2 separate regions of the Homo sapiens genome follow, and region 2 is linked to region 1. The links are chromatin contacts, found by Hi-C or POLR2A ChIA-PET in ENCODE. All regions are on one chromosome and are shown on one strand. The core of a region is the stretch at or near the end of the contact, and the rest is flanking DNA. Distances in the headings are between cores, read along the strand shown.

What was found. A loop is a pair of places that touch in the nucleus more often than their neighbours do. ChIA-PET counts read pairs that join two places held with the same protein, here RNA polymerase II (POLR2A). Pooled maps may share reads with other maps.
Region 2: a pooled map shows a loop between it and region 1 (6-fold over the local background). The contact joins the promoter of BCL2L14 here to the enhancer-like site in region 1. A Hi-C loop is called at or near these places in 2 of 168 maps with a recorded cell type or tissue (HepG2 and K562) and 6 of 50 pooled maps. POLR2A ChIA-PET finds 5 or more read pairs at or near these places in 9 of 52 experiments (CD8-positive, alpha-beta T cell, H1, HEK293 and 5 more).

What each region holds. Positions count from the first base shown.
Region 1 is chr12:12,031,475-12,037,577 of GRCh38, forward strand. No RefSeq gene overlaps it. Among named protein-coding and RNA genes, the nearest start is that of BCL2L14, 36 kb to the right of the region's middle. RefSeq lists enhancers at 830-879, 1,330-1,429 and a silencer at 1,881-2,175. Within about 2 kb of position 2,062, at least 28 of the 41 ENCODE cell types and tissues checked have a DNase peak (open chromatin) inside an H3K27ac peak, as active enhancers do.
Region 2 is chr12:12,068,653-12,074,835 of GRCh38, forward strand. BCL2L14 (BCL2 like 14) reads left to right here and starts at 2,287. Exons shown (of 6, transcript NM_138723.2): 1 at 2,287-2,485. RefSeq lists a silencer at 945-1,124 and enhancers at 2,494-2,583, 4,331-5,018.

The DNA.
Region 1 (6,103 bases), core at 812-3,311:
CTGTTGCAGAACTCGAAGTTACTCTCGGTGAGTCAGTGAGTGAGTGGTGAGTGAATGTGAAGGACTGGGATATTATTGTCCACTACTGTAGACTTTATAAACACAGTACACTTAGGCTACACTGTTTATTTTTAAAATAAAGTAATTGAGCTACAACATGACAATGGCTACAGCGTCACTAGGTGATAGGAATTTTTCAGCCCCATTATAATCTTATGGGACCACCTTCATACATACAGTCGGTTTTTGACTGAAACATCATTACATTCAGCACGTGAATGTAATTGCGATGAAGTGAAAGATAAAGGTTATAGTTCTAGTGTATCCACAGTGCTTTAGGAGATGAACTGTTAGGGAAAGCCAGAAAAATCTCCACCACGGAAAAAATATTTGGCCTGCGTCTTGAAGGATAAATAGGAAGTCAGTACTCAGACAGGTGCCAGTGTTTTTCAGCCTGAGGCAGGGAGGTATGAGAGACAGCTGGAAGGGTTTGAGAATGGGTGGTGAGAACTTACACTTACTGGGGACTGGATATAAGAATGCAGTAAGACGTGGACCTAGCACCGTGATTTTTCGACCTGGGCTACACATCAGAAACACCTAGCGAGCTTTTAAATCTTCCAGGGCCCAAACCACATTGTGAACCAATTAAATCAGGACGTCTGGGGCTAGAAGCCAGTCATCAGTATCTTTTTTTAAGCTCCCAAAGTGATTCCAATGTGCTGCCAAGTCTCAGAACCACTAGTCTAGAAAGGAGGGATAAGGATTTTCAGCAGCCCCCACAGAACCGGCCCTCCTGGTGACCCTGCAATCCTGGCACACACACCCCACCCCGCCTGGGAGAAAGACCGGCCACACCACAGTCATCGGCTGTTTCCTGCTGCTCCTTTCCTCCCACCAGCATTTTACTCTGAAATAGTGGTTCTCAAAGTGTGGTCTCCAGACTGTAGCATCAGCCTCAGGGGGAAATTCTTAAAAATGCAAATTTCCCAGCCGCACCCTGGACGCATTCACCCAAAAACTCTGGGAGTGGAGCCCAGCAACTGAGCCATGCTAAGGTTGGTGAGCCGCTGCTCTGGAACATTGATCCCTCCCAAACTGCAGCAAAGCAAGCACCTGGGTGTAGCTCTGGCTGTGTAGGTGCTACTACAATCTGCTGGAGTCACTGCTTGTCGGCAGAGATGCCGTGGGAGCTGGCCTGGGTGCCTCCACGTTGGCCGTCACCACCAGGCAGTGGCCTTTGGCCTGGAATCGAAGGTACCAGAGGGCTGATAGCTCAGTTTTTTTATGGCACCAAGAAAAGACTTTCAGATTGGAGGTATGGGATTTTCTTTATTTTTTAATCCTCTTTTAATATAAAGTGGCCCCTTAGCAAACTTTCAAGATATTTCACATCAGAACTGGCCGGGAAATCCGGCATGTGGACAGACACGGATATGCCGTGTGCATTTTTCCGTTGGAGGAAGAGGGTAGGCTTGGGTGCTGGAGGGTGTTGCCTGGGGGCGGAGCGAGAAGGAAGAAAGGGCGCTGCTGGTTCACACCTCACCCATGCCCTCCTCTCAGGCCCCAATCAGGATGGAATTAAAAGACCCTGGGAGGAAAATAAGGAAAGCAACAAAGGAAATGAGTTCCCCATACAGAAAGGGAAATTGCCTTTCCCGTTAAGGTCAGACTGGTCCGAAGTAAAGGACTGGTGCGCCTTAGCAACCGCCTCTGCTGAAGCCCTAACGCTGGAGCTCTTTCGCCCTCGCAGAATAACCGGGACTTTCTTGCAGCCGGAACCAGCCACGTCCTGATTCCACACTCCCTTGAGGAGCCAGCCAGCTCCACATTTACTCAAAGAATCCGAAGGGCACCAAGTGGATGCTCTGCCACACGATTGAAGAGGGCAAGCTGTCTGGGGGGTTTTCCACCTCTTTTCAACTCAACTATTCTGAGCTGAAGTACTGGACCCGTTTTGTTTTTCCTGTTTTTTCCTGCTTCGGTAAATCTGGAAAAATCCTGCAGGTCTGAAAAACTGTTGGACTTGACAGCGTGTGTGTAGCGCCACCTGGTGACCACAGCTTATCAAAACAGCTTCCTTCTGGGGCTCTTGTGGATGTACATCAAAGGCTCCAGCTTCCAGACAGGTACACATCCTGTTCTCACGCCCGGCCCACTTTCCCGTGGGAATGTCAGCCACTCTGATTTGCCTTGGCTGAAAACCTCCTGTCTTTGCATGGAAAAAAACACAAATAATATGAACAAGCAACAGAGTTTTCTTTCTCTCTTAAGTAACCAAGCATTTAAAATCTTCTAAAGCACACATTTCCCTAATTGAGAAAGGAAGCAGAAGAAAAATTTCTGGCTGAAATTATAAATCATAATAAATGGTCGGAAATACCTTCTCCCTTAGATTCCTGGGGTCCTAGTGTAGAGGAGACTTCAGTTGCCCTTGACACTACAACATCCTGACTAAAAGCCTGTTTCCAAGGTGATATTTGATAGACATGAAGGACCCAGGTGGAAAAGAAGGTAGTCTGGACGGCACGGCAAGGAGTGGAACACGCAGGCTATGAGGTGTCAGCAGAAATCAGTTCTGGTCCTGGCACTGCTACCAACTTGCTGTGTGACCTTGGGAAGTTACTTAAGCTTTGTGGATCTCAATGCCCCAGACTCGTTAACTTCTTTACTATTTTTTCCCATAAATTCAGTGTTTCTGAAAGATGTTGCCCACCAGAATGCATCTCTAAAATAGGAGCTTAATAAGCTTTCTGTCTTGAGGGATCAGACGTATAAATGTCAGGCAGGCCTTCTGATGATCATGATGCAACCAGAGTTACCACAGTGAGTCCATATCACAGACAAAGGCGAAGACACTTGATCCCTTCTTAACCTGGTCTCCCACCCATGAATGATTTTTGTTAGGATTTCAGCATGTTGAAACTAACCCACAGACCCTAGTTACAACTTTCTCAGGGCCTGAGAGCTGGGGAATCCCAGTTTGGGAACCAAAAAACTAGAAAATCTTGAGGGCAACTCTGGCTGTCATGAACTAAAACAGAGCAAAGATGGAAGCCTGTGGTATGTGCGTGCAGGTAGAATCTCGATTTGAGAAATGGCGTTACAAGGAATTAACACTTCAGAAATGCCAGCTCTGTGCCAGGATTTTTTTATTTTATTATGTATATTTGTCATGGACAACATGTTTTGGAATATGTATACATTGTGGAATGGTTAAATAAAGCTAATTACATATGCATGTGCTCACAAAGTTATCATTTTAGGGGTGACTTAAAATCTCTCAGTGATTTTCAAAAATATATGTTATTAATCATAGTTGCAATGTTGTACAATAGATCTCTTGAACATATATTCCTCTTGTCTAACTGAAATTTTATGTTCTTTGACCATCTCCCCAACTGCCCCCCAACAAGCCTGAAAGCCCTGGTAACCCCTATTCTACTCTCTACTTCTTTGAGTTCAACTTTTTAAGAGTCCACATATGAGATCATGCAGTATTTGTCTTTCTGTGCCTGACTTATTTCACTTAGCACAATGTCCTTTGGGTTCATCTATGTCACAAGCAACAGGATGTCCTCCTTTTTAAAAGACTGAATAGTATTCCATGGTGTGTTTTCTTTATCCAACCCCATTTTCTTTATCCATCCATCCGTTGATGAACACTTAAACACTTAGTTGGTTTCAAATCTTGGCTATTGTGAATAGTGCTGCAATGAACATGGCAGTACAGATACCTCTTCAACATACCAATTTTATTTCCTTTGGATATATATACCCAGGAGTGGGATTGCTAGATCATATGGTAGTACTATTTTTAATTTTTTAAGGAACCTCCATACTGTTTTCTGCAATGGCTGTGTTAATTTACATTCCCACCAGCAGTGCACAAGGCTTCCCTGCTCTCCACAACCTCGCTAGCATTTGTTATCTTTCATCTTTTTGATAACAGCATTCCAACAGGTATGAGGTGATATCTCATTGTGGTTTTAACATGTATTTCTCTGATAATTAGTGCAGAAGTTTTAGATACAGAATCACAGTTAGTCCTGACAATAATCTCTAAAATACCCATGCAGATGGGGAAAGAGCTGCAGAGAAGTTAAAGAAATTGTCTGCACCTTACAGCTGAGACCAGAACCAGGTCTGTATAATTTCAGAGCACATAATCTTTCAAAGTAACCTAACAAAATCACAGCAACTTTTAGGTTCACAGAGAACAGGCCAAAAAAACAAACAAACAAAAAGAAAGAAATTATAGTAATTTCCAGGTATGAACCAGTAATCCAAACTAAACATATTTTGTTGAATGAATATCCTGGATTCTACTATGTTTCTCCAAGTCCCCACTGTCTTAAAACATAGCATTTGGGGTTCAGTAGTTACTGATAAACCTTTTGCATATCTATGCACTGTTAGTTCTTTACCCTACACATTATTTTATTGTAGTAAAGCCAATTTTCTGACATTTATCTGAAAGCAAACTGTGAAGTACTTCCATTCTACTTCCTGGTGATTTTTAGTGACCTGGTGCCATTTGAACGTATGTGTCCTCCAAAATTCGTATGTTGAAACTTAAACCCCAAAGCAATGGTATTAGAAGGTGGGGCATTTGGAAGGTGATTAGGTCATGAGGCCGCCACCCTCATGTGAATGGGTTTAGTGCCTTTATAAAAGGGCTGGAAGGAACTAGCTAGGCCCATTGCCCTTCCATCTCTTCTGCCACATGAGGGCGCAGTATTTATCCCTTCTGCTCTTCCACCTTTTCCACCATGTGAGAACACCAGAGAAAATACCAATCTGTGGCCAGGCGTGGTGGCTCACGCCTGTAATCCCAGCACTTTGGGAGGCTGAGGTGGGCGGATCACTAGGTCAGGAGATCGAGACCATCCTGGTCAACATGGTGAAACCCCATCTCTACTAAAAATGCAAAAATTAGCTGGGCATGCTAGTGCGCTCCTGTAGTCCCAGCTACTCAGGAGGCTGAGGCAGGAGAATCGCTTGAACCCGGGAGGCGGAGGTTGCAGTGAGCCAAGATTGCACCACTGCACTCCACTCTGGCAACAGAGCGAGACTCTATCTCAAAAAAAAAGCAAGCAAGAAAATACCATCTGTGGGACAGGCCTTCACTAGACACCAAATCTGCTGACACTGTGATCTGGGACTTCCCAGCCTCCAGAACTGTGAGAAATAAATCTCAACTGCTTATGAATTACCCAGTCTGTGGTGTTTTGCTATAGCAGCAGGAACAGACTAAGACATTCAGGGTAATGTGTCATTTCAAGACATGAAAGCTCAGTTCTGTAATATTTTCTTCTCTTATTCCTTTGATAATTTTCTTCTACCCATCATCTGTTTTCTCTTTCTGAAACTTCTACTAGTTAAATATTAAACAACTCTGGTTTCTTAACCTTTCTTGTGTATATTATGATTCAACTAGGATCAAAAAAATATCTAATTAAACAGTAGCTTAAACAAATTAGGGGTTTTTTTTGTTTTTGTTTTTGTTTTCACACAAGAAGTCAAGAAGTCATTGGACCAGTGTTATTTCAGAGGCTCAGGAATGTCAGGGCAAAAATATCTGGAACTCTCTTGGTCTCTTACCCATGGCTACAAGATAGCTGCTGCAGCTCCATCCATCCCATCCACATTCAAGGCAGAACTAAATGAGCAGCAGAAGGAAGCAGAAAGGTTTGTATTTGTATCAGAAGAATAAAGCCTTTCCAGAAATTTTCTACAGACTTAAACTTATGACTCCTTGACCAGAAATGTATCAAAAGGCAAATTTAATTACAGGAAAGTCTAAGAAAGGAAGTTTTAGTATCCCACCATGAAAGTGCAGGAAGACAAGAGAAAGGAGGGTTGTAATGAAGGAATGAGACAATCCAGTGCCCTATTTTCTTTTTTCTTTTTTTTCTTCTCTGAGACAGAGTCTTGCTCTGTCCCTCAGGCTGGAGTGCAATGGTGCCATCTCAGCTTACTTTAACCTTCGCCTCCCAGGTTCAAGCGATTCTCCTGCCTCAGCTTCCCGAGTAGCTGGGATTACAGGTGCCCACCACCACGCCAAACTAATTTTTTTGTATTTTTAGTAGAGACAGGGTTT
Region 2 (6,183 bases), core at 1,037-3,536, 37 kb after region 1:
CTGGCTAATTAAAAAAAAAAAAATTAAGAGATGGGGTCTTACTATCACAGCGTGAATCCCAAAATTGGGGTTCAGTCTGGGAGGCCACATGGGTTCTTGGCTTCCCACAAGAAGGAATTCAAGAGTGAGCCAACAAAGTAAAATGAAAGCAAGGTTATTAAGCAAGTTAAGGAATAAAAGGGGGGCTACTCCATAGGCAGAGCAGTGGCATGGGCTGTTTGATTGAGTATACGGGTATTCCTTGATCATATGCTAAACAAAAAGTGAATTATTCGTGAGTTTTCTGGGAAAAAGGTGGGGAGTTCCCAGAACTGAGGGTTTTCCCATTTCAGACAATATAGGGTAACTTCCAGACATTGCCATAACATTTGTAAACTGACATGGGGCTGGTAGGAGCGAGTGTCTTTTAGCACAACAGTGCATTATCATTGGCATATAATGAGCTGTGAGGACGACCGGAGGTTGCTTTCATCGCATCTTGGTTTTGATAGATTTGGGCTGCTGCTTTACTACATGTCATTTTATCAGTGGTGTCTTTGTGACCTGTACCTTGCAAACCAGTCCTGAAGAACTCTTGTCTCATCACTGTGTTGTCCAGGCTGGTCTTCAAGTGATCCTCCTGGCTTCAGAGTGATCCTCTCACCTCAGCATCCCAAAATGCTGGGCTTGCAGGCTTGAGACACTGAGCCAGACCCTGTTTATTCTTGAATTGTTTCCAGTGAATATATCTCATCGTCTCCCCCCAAAAAAAGGTTGCAAGTTTTTGGCCAGGCGCGGTGGCTCACGCCTGTAATCCCAGCACTTTGGGAGGTGGAGGCGGGCAGATCGGGAGGTCAGGAGATCGAGGCCATCCTGGCTAACACGGTGAAACCCCGTCTCTACTAAAAATACAAAAAAAAAAAAAAATTATCCAGGCTTGGTGGCGGGCGCCTGTAGTCCCAGCTACTTGGGAGGCTGAGGCAGGAGAATGGCGTGAACCCAGGAGGTGGAGCTTGCAGTGAGCCAAGATCGCACCACTGCACTCCAGCCTGGGCGACAGAGCAAGACTCCGTCTCAAAAAAAAAAAAAAAAAGGTGGCAAGTTTTTATAAAAAGAGAAAAATCATTCTTAGTATTTCTTTAATACCCTCTACATTGACCTCACTGGTGCAAAAAATATTAGTTTGCTGGTGAAAATTCACCTCGAGTTACTAAATATCTAACTTTCCCATAACTACCATCTGTTTGTCTCTTGTGGATCTGTTTGCCTAATATTTAAATGACCCATTCTTCCCCACTTTTACGAAAATAGCATTAATTCCCCTTTCACTATTCACACTTCCTTCATCGTCACAGTTTGACCAGCGGTCCAGGGTTTATGATCTCAAGCATGGCCATATATATCTATTTCACTTAAGACTCTGGAAAGAGCATAAAATCAGATGTAACTGTTTCCTATTTCATATAATAGGGAATTCCATCTCTAAAGTTATGACATTTGGCCTTTCAGTGGGTTTTTGTGGTTTTTACTATGGCTGTGCTTAGATTCCTTTTTGAACACTTTTCCAGTGGTTCCACTTGAACACAATCTTTGAGTCACATAGGAGAGGTGACATGATAGAGTGTAAAGCCAGAAAGAGCACGATTTGGATCTCAGCTCAACTGATAGGGATCCGTAGCAAGATACTTCACCTCTCTGAGCCTCAGTTTCCTCATCTGTGCAATGGGAATCGTAACGCCTGCCTCTCAATGTTGTTAAGATTAAATATGTTGGCCGGGCGCAGTGGCTTACGCCTGTAATCCCAGCACTTTGGGAGGCCGAGGAGGGCAGACCACCTGAGGCCAGGAGTTCGAGACCAACATGGTGAAACCCCTGTCTCTACTAAAAATACAAAAATTAGCCAGGCGTGCTGGTGCAAGCCTGTAATCCCAGAAACTCAGGAGGCTGAGATATGAGAATCGCTTGAACCCAGGAGGCGGAGGTTGCAGTGCGCCAAGATCGCACCACTGCACTCCAGCCTGGGCAACAGAGTGAAACTCTGTCTCAAAAAAAAAAAAAAGATTAAATATGTGTACAGTACCTGTACCATGTTAGGCGGTCAGTAAACATTTGTTTAACTAACAACTGATAAGGATAGTAAAGAAGTATCAGAACACCCACCTAGTTATCCCAAAGGGCAGGAAGAGTGCTAGGTAATGGATATAGAATTCCTTTTAGAGTCAAATTACACGGGCAAAGATCAGCCCCTCCTTCAATTAAAAAGCCAGGGGCAGGGCGTAATAAGGAAGTGGTTCTCCTTCTTTAAGCCTCTTTTCAGGCTGAGTCCTAAACCTGAAGAAAGTTTAGAGCCTGGGGCTCTAAACTACCTGAGTCTTTCCAAACGACAAGCCAAGAAGACCTGTTGAAAGTTTCCTCTTAAGTTTCGTGGAGAGAGACTCAGGTATAGAAATATCCTTACTGCCACCTGACCTGAAGCAGAAGAAATCACAGACAGCTTCCAGACCAGGTAACACCAGGAGGCACCAGTCTTCATCCTCAGCCTTTGCAGGAGGACACAGCCTGGTCTTTAGCTGTTTGCCAAATGAGGCAGTCTAATTCAGGGAGCTCTTTACTGGGTTTATTACAAAGTTCTTATCATGTAAGTCTCAGGACACAAAATGACATTGAGAATCTAGTTTAGCGGGGTTTCCAGGAAAGACGAAGAAAGGTTATTTAGGTTTCTCTTTCATTTCTCTTTTGCTACAAAGGGTTTGGGACATTCAGTTAAGAACACATTACTGGTTGAGGTATGTGACGTTACTCAGTCTTCTCTGCTTATGTATCTGGGGAGGTATGCAATGACATGACAGCCATTCCGTGGCCAGGGACACCACTGCCCAAGCTGGAGACCACGAGGATTCAGGGACTGAAGCCAGCATGGGAATTCCTGGTTTGAGATCAGAGTCCTGAGTACCTCGTGGGAACTTGGGCACTCATCCGCAGGAGGTCTAGACCCCCAGAGAATTCCTTGAGTCTAAGGCACAGGTAAATGGAAGACCCTTCTCTCTCCTCTCTCCCCTCTAGAAAGCTCCCTCCTCCCTGAGCTCCCTGTCCCCTTCTTTCCACAATCAGAGCCTCGGACCTTCTGTTTGGTGAATATGACCTGAGGCTCTGTCTAGCATTCAGCTTCTATTGTGGGAAGTTAAGGCACTTTCTCTCATTCCTCATTTCACCTTTAGTATTAAAGAACAGTCCAGGCAGAAGGCACGAAGAGCCTGAGAGGTCTGAAGTGAGGGGGAGAGGAGAGGGGCAGAAGGGGAGGCTCCGGACAACAGAACCAAGCTGAGCTTAGGATGTGCTGTGGGAGGCTCCGTGGGGATGAGTGTCAGTGCCCACGAGATCCACTCAGGCCTCAACTGTGTGTCCTGAGCACATGAAGTCAGCTCTTCTGCTGGGACAGCCACCAAGGGATTCTCCACACCCCTCACCGCTGGGACAGGCAGAGGCACAGCGAACCAGGTGTCCAGCGTAACTGGGGCACTGGGTGGTGGCCGCCTCTGTGTGTGGAAACACGAGGTGCTTGCTGCAGTTTCCTCTGTGTGCTTATCCGTTAGCTGCCACCCACCGGGAGGGAAGTGAAATCTCACCTCAACAAGTGAGTCCGCAGAGCGAGAACCGTGCGACAGTGCGTCTGCCAATACCTGGAATGTAGGTGTTCGTTGCAGTGTGGCCTTCCCAGCCGGCCTCTCAGCACACCCGGCCAGGCAGCCAGTGTTCCCAGAGGACACGCTGGGGCCAGACGTGGAGGACCCCGGCCACCTCGGGGAGGGAAAGAGACCAAGAAAAGAACCTCTGTAGCCTTGCTTCTGAGAGTGCAGGTTTGTTACAGGTAAGGATCAGGAAGGTAAACATAGGGCAGTGAAGCAGGGTTGTGTCCTCTGCGGCCCTGAATTAGAATAAGCCTCACAGGTCTCACCCAGGAACGGAAATCTCCCCTCCAGGTTCTGAACCAGCATTCAGAGGCCCCACCCAGGGCTTCTGTCAACATAAGCATAAAACTTATGGTTTACCTTTCCATAAACCCCAAAGTTGGGCTTCTTGTATAGAGTACAATTTCTGTAGGAAGAGCTGAAAGCAGAAGGGATCTAACCTGTGATAATACTCGATCGCTGCTGCTTGAAAGTAAGACTTAGCTATACACTGAACAATCAAGTAATTTATAACAAGGATTAGAGGAAACAAAAACTCTGTGTTTGTGTGGGTGGGTTTTTTTTTTTCTTTATTTTTGTTTCTTAAGAGAGTGTCTCCCTCTGCCACCCAGGCTGGAGTGCACTGGCGCGATCATAGCTCACTGCAGCCTCCAACTCCCAGGCTCAAGCGATTCTCCCCCCTCAGCCTCCCAAGTGGCTGGGACTGCAGGTGCACACCACCACGCCCAGCTAATTTTTTTCATTTTTTGTAGAGACGGAGCCAAGGCTGGTCTTGAACTCCTGGGCTTAAGCGATCCTGCTCCCTGGGCCTCCCAAAGTGCTGGGATTACAGGCGTGAGCCACTGGGTCCGGCATCTACATTTGTTAAATACATTAAAACCCTCTTAATCCTTTGTCTCCGTTTGTTCTCTTTTGCTCCCTGCTCTCCAGGCTCTTGTGGCGGAGGCCCCCGCTCCCTCCGCTGTAGGGTAGCCTCCTTCTGGGGCTGGCTCCTGAGCACTGTTCTTTCTCCTCTCTCTCATCCTCTCTCATTCTTAGCTTTGCCTGTCGACTGGGCCAAGTCACAGCCTTTCTGGCCTGTAAGACAACAAAAATCTCACATTTTACTAAATGGAAGGACTAAGTACTCTGTCTTGACTTCAGTGGTTTCCCCGATTTCTGATGTTGCTGCTGAAATAGCATTAGCAAGCTTGTTTCTTAAAGAAGCCCTCTCTCCAGTGACAATACTCCCCCCGCCACACACACACACATGCACACGCACACACAAACATGCATGCACGCGCACACACACACACAATTTTAAAGCCCTCGTGTTATATTAAAAAGGTCTGGATGTTTTTAACATACATGGAAATTTCTTCAGCAGCACAGTGTTACTGGTCTGACGAGGGCGCACAGCCTCCTACCCAAGGACACAGTTCCTGAAGGACCAGGGTGCACATCTGGCCTGCAGTGCCCTGAGCCACTCTGTCCAAAAGGAAGCCTTGAATCAAAAGCCTCATGAATCCTCTCCTGAGAAATTCCATGTCTGGTCTCTTGCTAGACTCAGCCTTTTCCCCACCAAGTCTGCCGCACCTAATTCTGACCTCACCCTGCTTGGTGGCCCGCTTTGCCTGCTTGCACGCACCTCAGGTCTCAGTGTGTCTCAGCAACAGCTTCCCCTCCTAGGGTGGCCAGAGTTAGCAAGCAAGAATGCAAGACAGCCAGTTATGTTTGAATTTCAGATAAATAACAAATATAAGTGTCTTTTAGCATATAATATTTTATTTGGGACATATACTAATATTTATTATATATTAGTCTCATGATATTTGGGACATATACTAAAAAATTATTTGCCCTTTATCTGAACTTCAAATGTGACCAAATGTGTCCTGTATTCTGAATGTGTCTGGCAGTCCTATAATCATTCATTCAGTCAGTCATCAGATATTTGAGCACCTACCATGTATCAAGCACTATTCTAGAGAGCCCGGATAGCTCAGTCAGTAGAGCATCAAGCGCTACTCTAGGTGCTGGGGAAGCCAGCCAAAGTCCCGCCTTCATATCTTACAGTATGTCTACTTTGTTTTTATATACATGTACACTATATATACTTGAAGATATGTACCTTTTTCTTTTTTTCTTTTTATTATTTTTTTTTGAGACAGAGTCTGACTCTATTACTCAGTGCAGTGGCACCATCTCAGCTCACTGCAACTTCTACCTCCTGGGTTCAAGTGATTCTCCAGCCTCAGCCTCCCAAGTAGCTAGGATTACAGGCATGTGCCACCATACCTGGCTAATTTTTGTATTTTTAGTAGAGACAAAGTTTCACCATGTTGGCCAGGCTTGTCTTGAACTCCTGACCTCAAGTGATCTGCCCACCTCGGCCTCCCAAAGTGCTAGGATTACAGGCGTGAGCCACCGCGCCCAGCCCAGATATGTACTTTTTAATGGCAATGTTACCACATTTAATGAGATTATCTTTTTAAAAAATGTTTTAATTTTTAAATTTTAAAAAATAGGGATGGGA